2 separate regions of the Homo sapiens genome follow, and region 2 is linked to region 1. Evidence: read pairs that join two places in POLR2A ChIA-PET (ENCODE). Cell type or tissue: PC-9. All regions are shown on one strand. Links, peaks and the distances in the headings refer to the core of each region. The heading gives the core; the rest is flanking DNA.

Region 1 (6,075 bases), core at 1,062-5,061:
AACAGGAGACATATGAGAATGGAAAAAATGCCATTTTTAATAGATAAAAATACTAGAGGCAACTACATGTTCATGGTCAAAATAATGCATTTATTGAGGTACACACAGTACCTGGTTGAATTTTAGAAATGTAAGTCTCAGAAGGTTCATATATAATAACATTTTTTTTAAACTCAGAAGTAAAACCATGGCTGGGCATGGTGGCTCATGCCTGTAATCCTAGCACTTTGGGAGGCTGAGATGGGAGGTTTGCTTAAGCTCAGGAGTTCAAGACCAGCCTGGGCAGTATGGTGAGACCCTACCTCTTAAAATAAATAAATAAATAAATAAATAAATAAATAAATAAATAAATAAATAAAATGAAAATAAAACCAAATTATACATTGTTGAAGTGTATATAGAAGCGCTTATACAGAATAAGTATACACAAGTGCGTGATAATGAAAACTTTTAAGAGAGTTTTTAAAATACCTGGCACTGGCTATCTTAGCGATAAAGGCAAGACATGGGATGGGGAAAAACACAGAGGTAAATACAAGTTGTCGTCAATATTCCAGTTTTGGGTTAGATGTTTTATCATGGGTTTTGATATAATTTGATTTAAACTTTATTTTTATTTTTATTTTTTTGAGATAGAGTCTCACCGTTTCGCCCAGGCTGGAGTGCAATGGCGCGATCTCGGCTCATTACAACCCTCGCCTCCCAGGTTTAAGCAATTCTCCTGCCTCAGCCTCCCGAGTAGCTGGGTTTACAGGAGCCCGCCACCACACCCAGCTAATTTTTTGTATCTTTAGTAGAGATGGGGTTTCACCATGTTGGCCAGGCTGGTCTTGAACTCCTGACCTCATGATCCACCCTCCTCGGCCTCCCAAAGTGCTAGTATTACAGGCATGAGCCACCATGCCCAGCCTGATTTACACTTTAAATATATGTTACATGTATTAAACTTATGTATCAAATACTATACTGGAAAATATAATAGGAAAAAACCCCCTGTGTAAAAACAAGTTACAAGCATCACATAGTTTGTCATAAAGGAAAACTTACAGGTGAGAAACTCAAACTTAATAGTGTTCCTGTAAATATTATTCATTTTCTAAATATTATTCATTCCTTCTCCTCTCTTAAGGAAGAGAAAAAGAAGATTCACAGAGAGCATTAAGAAGGCCCATGGATTCAGAAAGCTCAAGATTTGGCTAAAATTAAGAGTCAGCAACCAATCTCCAGGTACCCTTGCTTCTCAATCTGTAGACTAAAGACCCTAGACCAAAAATCCTGATTCCCAGGAAGTGCTTGGAGGATCTTGATGGTGCTTCATTACAGTTGGTTTCTTTACATTATTTGATGTATTGAATCTGCATTTGGCACAGAATTGATACAATTCAGACTTCATGAAATCCATTTAATTAAATGTTCTTTCTCCCTGCTTCTCCATCTATCTAAATCCTAACTTATCCTCCAAAGTTCACACAAGTCTCACTCTCTGAAGCCCTCTCTATTAGAGCCTAGCTGAGCTCTGTCTTCCTTTAGCTCCTCTAGCTCTTATAATCTCTACTTAACTTCCCACAAAATCTTTGTAACATCTCTCTGGAGGCTGTGTGTGTGTATGTATATATGTATTTTGTATATATGTTATGTATGTGTATGTGTGTATACTCCTCTCTCTGTTAGAACAGAGATTATACTTTTTGCATTTATGTATCTCCTCTCCTCCCACCATTTCACACCAAAATACTTGAGAACAGTAAATTCATCATACATTTGAGTTTTTTCATCACAACTTTTCATAGCACAGGTGCCTTTGAGCCTCTCCATTAATACAGATAATCAGCAGGAAATTCTGATATTGGTTTGTTTTATGGAATGGAGGAATCTGTAGTTAAAATCCAGAAGAGAAAGTGAGAAGGGGATTTGGAAGGATTAAGATACCTAAACACATTCTCCAGGCCAGAATAAAGAATAGTGAAGTGACTCCTTATTAAACATACAGAGAATATAGATAGATGTCTATATTTCTGCATCTATATGTCTATATGAAGTTTGGGCCATCAGGGACTACTTGAATAACCTGGAATTGTCAGCAGGGAAGAAGATGTCTAGAAGAATATTGTGTGTGCGGTGGCTAAAATCTGTGTGGAGAATGGAGAGAAGCATTCAGAAAAAAATTGAACACTTCTTTACAAAGTTCACATATCAGGCCCATTACTCTCAGTTATTAAGAAGTTAAAATTTCTAAAACAGAGAGATAAAGAGAAATAAGGACTCAAAGATAGATCTTTTAAGTTATTTGCACCTGATAGCCAAGCATGGTACCCTCTGTTGCTGAAACAATCTTGATTAATTTATGACATTGCTAATGAGCCTTGGGGAATTGATTAGAGCTAATCCAAACCAGGTTGTCATGTTAGTGCTTTACACTGGAACTTTTATATGGTAGCTTCAAGAAAGCACATGATTCATGTTTTGCCCCAAATAACTTTTTGTGTATGTATATATATATATGTCTATATATATGTCTATATATATATGTCTATATATATATATATATTTTTTTTTCTGAAGAACAATTTGTAGGGCAAAAAGGAACAGATTGGAACATAGAATTATATGAGAGAATCTGGTCCTAAAGGACTTTTTTTTTTTTTTTTTTTTACAGCTATGTCTTGAAAAAACAACTATTTACCTGAATAAATGGTCTTTGGCCAGACTAGAAAAATTTATATTTTCCTCATTGGAAACAGAGCACTCCCTTCCATGGAGATTGCAAGAAACATACTGACAAAGCCTAATTCTTTTTCACTCATTTCTAGATTTCATGCAGTCTACCATTCTTCAGTTATGACGTAGTACTGGACATGCTCCTTTTTTATTTATTTTTATTTTTATTTTTTTTTTGTTTATTTCATTACAGCAAACATTGCCTGATAAAGGGCATGTTAAATTAATGTGATCACAACTTATCTGAGGTCCATTTCCTATTACGTGATGTGGAAAACATGGTGTGAATTTAATCATCCATTCATTTCTAAACCATCTCAAATATCTGTTACTTCTGCAGATGGCCAATTTATTCATTTCCCAATTCCTTTTAACTTGTGTTTCAGAGCCTCTCCTTTTCTGATACTGTCACCAAATCATAAAGGTTGGGAGACTGCATGAGGTAAAGCAGATGCGTGGTACTAAAAAACAGGAGAAAATGTTTCCATACTGGAATAATGATAAAAATGTCTGTCCAGGTGTGCCGGCTCATGCCTGTAATCCCAGCACTGTGGGAGGCTGAGGTGGGTGGATCACCTGAGGTCAAGAGTTCAACACCAGCCTGGCCAACATGGTGAAACCCCATCTCTACAAAAAATACAAAAATTAGCCAGGCATGGTAGTGTGCACCTGTAATCCCAGCTACTCGGGAGGCTGAGGCAGGAGAATTGCTTGAACCCGGGAGGTGGAGGTTGCAGTGAGCCAAGATTGCGCCACTGCACTCCAGCCTGGGTGACAGAGCAAGATTCCATCTAGGAAGGAAAAAAAAATTTCTATCAATTTCCAAAGTTGAACACGCACGTAAGTATCTCTAGGGGGTTGGTAAATGTGAGTGATGAAACTTAGCAAGGTTTTATTGAGGGTCAGAAAATGGAAAGAACAATGGGGATAGACTGTGAGAACAAATAACCTCATCCCCTGACAGTAAGAATTCCCACTGATACAAGGAAAAATAAAAGAAGTGCCTCAGCCATAGTTCTGTAATTATACTAGAGAAAAGGAATTATTTTTGATGGAGAAATTGAGAAAAGCTGTAAGAAAACACTGGGATTCTAAGCATATTAATTTGGGAAGAGCCTTAAAATCCCAAGGCACAAGGGCAGCAACTCAGGCTTTGAAATCATATAGTCAGGTCCTGGTGCAACCATTTGGAGTAGCAGTGAGGGTTGTGACCTGTATTTATCGACCCTCTGTGAGGTTGGTGCTTGTGTAGCTCATTAAACAGGGCTTACAAATGAGAATATATAAAAAGCAGTGGTTCTCACACCTGTCAGGCCTAGGCTCCCTTTTTATGTCTAATATTTTTATGGTCCTTTTTACAGCCTGTAATTAAATTCTTAGGTAATACTATTTAACTTAATTTTTCAAAAATTGCTAAAGCAACTTAATATGATTTAAAAGCTAAATAAGGGATGGTATTTTAACAATAAAGATGATACTTTCAACCTATAAATGCTTGGGCCCTATACTAGAAAACAAAATGAAGTAGTTGGATGTTCCAGCTCTGTATGGGACTATCCTGAATGCAACAAGGACCAAACCAACTGACTCAGGTAACTCAAATACCACAAGGGACATTACTCTCAGTAATGTGATTTTTTTCTTTTTGAAAAGGCCAGTAATGCTGAGTGACATTTGAACACAATAAAATACAGTCTTCTCTTAATTTGTAAAGTGATTGCATTCTTGGAAAATTCAGTGCACATTAAACTATGCACACACACAGACATTTCATGCTTATGTGTAAAAGGAATTCTGTTTTAGCCTCAAATAATCAGGTTTTTCATCTTCAGATTGATTTTGAGATACCTGGAAGTCATGCATGAGTTGAGGCTTCTTCACAGGATATCTAGCATCCCTGGTCCTTCCCTAAATGTCAGTAGTGTGCCCTTTCCCAATCACCAGGACAGCAAAAAAGAAAAAAAAAAAACCAGCAACAACAACAATAAAAACCCAACTTATTTAATTTCCAGAATGCTCCGTAAGAACCAGTACTGCTCTACGAGAACCATGACATTAATTACTTTCATTGCAGAAACTACATAGAGGACATGTCAAAGCTGAGAGTGGCTGGAGGGCTTCTAATAATGCCAGAATGTCCTCAGAAATAGTCTGCAGTGCTGATAATCAGTTGCAGAAGAAAAATACTTGAGGCATCTGCCCTAGGTAGGCCAATTTGTCCATGCACCTGGTTGGCTATCTCTAAACTTCTTTTCTTCCCTCTAGAGGTTACCTGTGGACATGTGAATAAGCAGAGGGTCTTATTACCGAGAAGAAGTGGACAGCCTGTGATGGCAAAGGGTCGTTAATTCAGAAGTCCTCCCCATTTGCTATTGCTCAGGCCAGTTTATTAAAGTTCTGCTTCTGTAGGTATAGCACTCCATTGGCTTTGAACTAAAGCAGCAGCCATCAGATTCACATTCAGCTTTGGTCTGATAAACAAAAAAGCAGAGAAGGATATTGAAATGTAAGTAGTTGGCCACTTCTGTGGGGTCCACTGTGATACTGGAGCTCCTGTATACATCCTAGACCTTAAGAACACATGGAAACTCAGCTCTTCTAAAAATGTAATACAGAACCATGCTGATCCCAAAGAAGGAATGAGTTCCCCGCAGCCACCTTCTCGGTGGGGCTTTGCAACAGGTACCTCACTGCAGATGTCTCAATAGCTTCTCTCGTCTGGCTACCAGCAATACCTCTTAAACAGATATGTCTTCACCTTGTTAAATCAGTCAGAGAGATGTTGACGAATTCCCCTTCTTGGAACTTTATTGTTAGATGTGGAGCAAGAACATATTCTGGGAAAGATAAGGCATATTGCAACTGCTTATTCTGAGACAGATGCTCCAAATCTCAGAATTTGCTTTCTAGTCTTGTGTCCTTTTTACTGACATGTTGTGCCAGACTAGAAGGAAAGGAATGAAAATAAATGTGGGTTTGGGGGAAGGGGAGGCATGGAGGAAGGCCTACGTAGGCCAATTTGTCCATGCGCCTGGTTGGGTATTTCTAGACTTCTTTTCTTCCCTCGAGAGCTGTGGGCATGTGAATAAGCAGAGGGTCTTAATGCTGAGAAGAGGTAGACAGCCTGTGATGGCAAAGGGTCATTATCTCGGAAGTCCTCCACATTGATTATCATTGAATGTGTCCTTGGAGAAACAGTCAATACAAAAGAACATGGTCACTGTCCTAAAGGACATACATCCTAAAGGACAACTAAAGAAGTCTTAATGATATATACAATTTATATATCAGGATTTAGTGTGGTGTGTCCTAAGTCAGAGAGATGGGACAGAATGGGCAAATTCTTCAACAAAACAG
Region 2 (6,075 bases), core at 939-4,938, 730 kb before region 1:
CACAAACCTTGTCACAACTTACAAAGACCATCTGTGATATGCTTGGACTTTCTGACTTGTCCTATACTACCTCTTCCTTAAATACCTAGTAATTTGACTCTAGAACAAGAGTTTACCATATAAGATTTTCTTTTCATACTGCAATAGTCCTCTCATATTGATTTTTTAAAATTGAAGATCCTTTTTCATATACAGTTATGCTCTTTTCTTTATAACCTTCCTTTATACAATCATTCTTTATGACCTTCCTTACCAAAAATACATCTCCACATCCATAACTTTCTTCACATCTCTCTCCTACTTATAGATTCCTTATTTCATAGCCTTTTCTAATCCATAATTTGAATCAACCTTTATATAGTTTCTGAATTTGACAAAATTATTATCTCAATAAGAACACATTTTAACTAAATATTTTTATTTGCCACTTCAAAAGTTACCTAAGCCTCTTCCATGGAGATGGTAAGGTGTCCAGTGGGAGCTGTGGGGGACCTTGGGCCCGGTCAGTCTTGTTTTCTTGGCCATTATGGGTTTGGGTAGCCTAGGCTCCCTTTGAAGCTTGGAACAGTCCCTTTTTCAATGGCCCTCTTGCTTACAGAAGGCACAGTGATATTGGCCCTGGGGCCAGCAAGTTCGGGGCTCTCATCTGGGCATCTGAGATGCTGATCTCAAATCTCCTCAGGCTGGCTAACCCTGAGGTGGGAGAGGGTGCTTAAAGTAGTCACTAACAATTGCATTTTGGATATTATTTCTTTTGGTTATCTCTGCCTGTTTTGACCTGTGCCTATTGTTGTAAACTGGAAAGGCCATATTTAAAAATTGGCTTATAGGAGTTTGCGTTTCCCCTTTCTGCCTGTTATAGCTTCCTCCTAACATCAAGGACAGACTGAGTGATAAAAGAGTTTGCCTTTCTGGGGAGTCTGTCCTGCAATATTTCCTGAGTGCCTCAACCAAACAGCCCTGACTAGAATAGGATTTTTATCCTCCCCTACAGTTACTTCTCTAACCTTGTCATAATTAACTGGATTAAGCACACTTTCATATCTTCTATTAAACAAGTTACCTATGATTTCTACATTTGAGATCTCAGGAACCCCTCTGGTAATCCCATGGGGGTCCAAATCTGGAAGTACACTCCCACATACAATAAATGGCATGATCCTGGTTACAAGCAGCCATTCCATCAGCATATGCCCAGGCAGTATTCAAAAATCCCTTGTTTCTCCTCTACAGCACAGCAGGTGGACACTATTTGCAAGTCATGCCAAGTTACATCAAACTATAAACTTCCCTGGATCCTCTGATACCAGCCAATGTTTCCCTTGCATGAAGCTAAATCAGACATGGAAAAAGGCACAAGTACTGTTCCCGCCATTAGCAACGTCTCAACCTCTCACAATAGATGTAAGTTTGATTTTAAGGGCTGATAGGACTTTATCACTCCTGATTAGACTGGTTGGACTTATTTCCTCAGGCAGTATGGCATATAGGCTGGAGCTAGTTGGTTAAAGCAGAGGGGTGCCTGATGAACTTGGGATGGAATCCTGTAGTGGAGAACTGGCAGGACCCCCTTCCTCATATTAAGGCACCAAGGAGGCTCCAGGGAGAGTGAACCATTTTTAGGCCAAATTTCTTGGGAAATTAATTTGTACTAAACACTGTTATAATAGAAGATGAGTTTTTAAGACATCAAATTTGAATTTGCTTTAGTTGCCTAAAAGGCACCCTAGCAGGAAGTGTTTCAGGACGCTCACTGTTGTTATGTCTACCAGAGATACCTACTAAACCCAGAAATTCTTCCAAGTCCAGAGAGTCCAGTTACTTTTCCTTTCAAATTTCCACCTCCCTTTTCTTCAAGAGCAGTAGGGAAATTACCACTGACTCCTGCCAAAAGAACATGGGTATCAAGAAGTAGGTGCCACAAAAGTGAAAGATGAGTGGGCAGTGGGCTGGCAACTACCATCACTAGCTAATGGAATGTTACAAAGAAGGCACTTTAAGTATGGAAGTAAAAAAACGCTGACCAAATTAAGAACCCTTAGTGGAAATTTAAACCCCAATCTTAGAAAGGTGACCAAAAAACAAAGCCCCTAGGGCAGGACTCTCAATTCTAACGCCACGTAGAGTGGGACTGACAATAACCCAATAAATTCCCCCTAGAGTGGGACTCTAACCCAATCCTAGAAGGAACATGGCTCTGACATACAACCATGCATTTAGGAACTGAATGGTAATATCAAGTAGCCAGTCATTAGAGATTTAATAGACGATGGTCAAAAACGGGGCAATGGGGACATAATCTGAACATGGGACTAGCTGGAGGCCCCACTTTCATTTCCTGGTTTACCCAGAAAGGTCAATATGACAGGGAAATCACAGAAACCACATGGTGCCAATTGGCCATTAATTTGGGTCCAGGCAAAGGTTTCCAAAGCTTCAGTGTACAACCAGTTAGTCACCAAGAAAACATGGCTCTGAAAAGAGCCTTTGGCTAGTATATAGCATTACAGTATCACAACTCCAAACTTTATCTTGATGGTCAACCCGCTCATCTTGATGCTCCCTTCATGGTCTCTTCATTTTGATGGTTCCTTCCTTCAGGGTCACCAGGCTGACACAGGTGAACCCCAAAATTGGGACTTAACCCTGGAGGGCTTTTGGCTTCAGAGTTAATTTAAAAACACTTCCTAGACCAATAGTGTACAGCAAACTGCTCCATAAACAAAGGGCGACCTGTGTGCTAACCCACAGGCAGCACAGCCTGTAGTAGTAGTATACAGAAAAGTGGGTGCTCCACAGAGCACAAGCTAACCCACAGGCAGAGCAGCCAAGTAGCAGCATGCAGCAAAGTGGGCGCTCCACACAGCACAAGCTAACGCACAGGCAGAGCAGCCCAGAGTAGCAGCATGCAGCATAATAGGTGCTCCACAGAGCAAGGCTCACCCATAGAGCATCCCAGAGTAGCAGCATAGTACAGCAAAGCGGGTGCTCCACAAAGCAAGGCTAACCCATAGGCAGAGAAGCCTACAGCAACTGTGTACAGCAAGGTGGATGCTGCAGAAAGCACAACTAACCCACAGGCAGAACAGCCCAGAATAGCAGTGTACAGCAAAGTGGATGCTCCACCAGTAGAACAGACAGGAAGGGCAGGAGCAGTGTTCAGCAACAGGAGCAGTCCAGAGCAGGAGTCAGAGCAGGAGCCAGAACTGAAGAAAGAGCCACAGTAAAGCACACAGGCTAGCTATATTTATACCCACTATTAATTATATGCTAATTAAGTAGTGTGTTATTCAGAATTTTCTAGAAAAGGGGTGGGGGGAGCTCCCAGAACCCTATAGGGTAACTTCTGAGTCATGTCCATGGCATTTGTAAACTGTCATGGCGCCGATGGGAGTGTCTTTATTCTAATGAGCTGTGAGGGCAACTAGAGGTTGCTTTGTCACCATCTGCTGGTTTCAGCCAGCTGTTTTGTTTTGTTTTGTTTGAGACTGAGTCTGGCTCTATTGCCCAGGCTGGAGTGCAGTGGCTCGATCTTGACTCACTGCAACCTCCACCTCCCGGGTTCAAGCAATTCTCATGCCTCAGCCTCCCTAGTAGCTGGTATTACAGGTGCATGCCACCATGCCCAGCTAATTTTTGTATTTTTAGTAGAGATGGGGTTTCACCATATTGGCCAGGCTGGTCTCGAACTCCTGACCTTAGGTGATCTGCCCACATCAGCGTCCTGAAGTGTTGTGATTACAGGTGTGAGCCACTGCACCCAGCCAGGGTTTTTTGTTTTTGAGACAGGGTCTTGCTCTGTCGCCCCAGCTGGAGTGCAGTGGCACAATCGTAGCTCACTGCTGCCTTGATCTCCCAGGCTCAAGCAATCCTCCCACCTCAGCCCCACAAGCAGCTGAGACTACACATGTAGGCCACCATGTCTCGCTAATTTTTTTTTAACTTACATTTTTAGGGATGGAGTTCTCACTATGTTGCCCAGCTGATATCGAACTTCTAGGCTCAGGGGATCCTCCCACCTCAGCCTCTCAAAGCACTGGGATTATAGGTGTGAGCCACCACTCTGCTGAGGTTTTTTTGTTGTTTTTTTTTTACTGCATCCTGTTTTTGATCAGCATGGTCATTACCGGTGCTTGGAAAAGAAGTCCTGCTGATCTCCTACCTCACTTTGGAAAATTCTTTTCAAGATTAAGTATATGACTATTTATAAAGAACTTAGTACAGTGAGACCAATGATCAATTATTTAAAGTTGTTTTACTCTTGTTAGTGTCATTATTAAATTTTTTAATTCTTTTCATTATTCCGTATCCCATGTTGTTGTATTTTCACAGTGAATATGAGTCTGCATCCAGTTATGGCCAATGACTTCATATTCTTTTGTGATCTATGGAGTTTCAGATGTGAGTACATTCAGACAAGACAAGACCATCACAAACCACTGAGATATATTCATCTCTGCTGCTTGTGACCTGGGGTCCTCCTTCTTCCCCTCTGACTGCCACTATTGGGAGGCAGAAGTAGGAAGAACAACAGAATGGGCTGTGGGTGTAATTTTATCATTTTTTTTTAGAATTACTTTTTTTTTTTTTTACATTTTTGCTTTTAAAAATAGTTTTGCTAAAGTATAATTGGCATATGATAAACTGCACATAAAGTATACATGTTAATGAGTGTGACATAAGTATTCATATGAACCCGTTACCCTAATCAAGACACTGAACTTGCTGGGCACAGTGGTTCACGCCTGTAATCCCAGCACTTCAGGAGGCCGAGGCGGGCGAATCACCTGAGGTCAGGAGTTCGAGACCAGCCTGACTAACATGGTGAAACCCCATCTCTACTAAAAATACAAAAATTAGCCGGGCATGGTGGCATATGCCTGTAATCCCAACTACTCAGGAGGCTGAAGCAGGAGAATCACTTGAACCCGGGAGGCAGAGATGGCAGGGAGCCAAGATCACGCCATTGCACTCGAGCCTGGGCAACAGAGCAACACTCTGTCTCAAAAAAAAAAAAAAAAAAGTGAACTTATCACCTCTAAAATGTACTTGTCCCCCTTTGTAATACCTTTCTCCTATCTCACTTTGTCCCCCAACTCAAAGGAACCACTGATCTAACCTTTGTCACTGTAGATTAGTTTGTATTTTCTAGTTTTGTAAAAATAGAATCCAGTATGTACTGTATTTTGATCAGTTTCTTTTACTCAGCATAATTATTTACTCAGCAGTCCTTGCTGGTTTCATGATGTAAGTGGTCGTGTGGGGAAAGTCCACATGGCCAGGAGCTTCAAGCTCCTCTAGGAAGTGCGGGCAGCCTCTCAGAATTAAAGGCGTCTTCCAGCCAGCAACCAGCAAGAAGCGGGTGTCCTCATACCTAAAGCTGCAAGGAAATGAATTCCGCCAACAACCTGAGTGAGCTTGGACATGGATTCTTCCCCAGTCAAGTGTCTAGATGAGAATGCATCCTGGTGGGACACTTCAATTAGTCTTGTGAGACCCTAAGCAAAAGACCTAACTAAGTCATGCCCAGACTCCTGATCATTTATTATCCTGAGATAATAAACGTATGTTGTTTTGAGACCCTGAAGTTTGTGCTAATGTATTTTGCAGCAACAAAAAACTAACATATTTTAGGCTGGGCACAGTGGCTAACACTGTAATCCCAGTGCTTTGGGAGGCCTAGGTGGAAGGATCACTTGAGACCACTAGTTCAAGACCAGCCTGGGCAATAGTGAGAAACTGCACCACCCCCCCACAACCCCTCGTCTCCACAAAAAAATTTCTAAAAATTAGCTGGGTGTGGTGGCACACACTTATAGTCCCAGCTACTCAGGAGGCTGAGGCAGGAGGATGGTTTGAACCCAGAAGTTCAAGGCTACAGCGAGCTATGATTGCACCACTGTGCCCCAGCCTGGGTGACAAAGTGAGACTCCATCTCAAACAAAAAGAAAAAGAAGAGTAACATATTTTGAATCAACAGTTTGTTTCTTTTGTTGCTTAATAGTATTTCTTTGCAGGGATATACCACAATATTTTAGCCATTCATCTATTGATGAACATTTGGATTATTTCCAG

The links. Peaks named below come from ENCODE experiments on the same cell type or tissue, not always from the same donor. Only the 100,000 strongest peaks of a DNase experiment are listed, where the experiment ranks them.
Region 2: POLR2A ChIA-PET joins it to region 1 with 7 read pairs; 4 of 35 experiments call an interaction of 5 or more read pairs at or near these places.

Annotation. Positions count from the first base shown.
Region 1 is chr6:27,840,435-27,846,509 of GRCh38, forward strand. No RefSeq gene overlaps it. Among named protein-coding and RNA genes, the nearest start is that of H2BC15, 4.9 kb to the left of the region's middle. In PC-9, for the core only: no CTCF peak of the experiment used is centred there; no DNase peak of the experiment used is centred there.
Region 2 is chr6:27,111,921-27,117,995 of GRCh38, forward strand. No RefSeq gene overlaps it. Among named protein-coding and RNA genes, the nearest start is that of TRS-GCT1-1, 18 kb to the left of the region's middle. RefSeq lists an enhancer at 3,291-3,390. In PC-9, for the core only: no CTCF peak of the experiment used is centred there; a DNase peak (open chromatin) is centred at 3,401.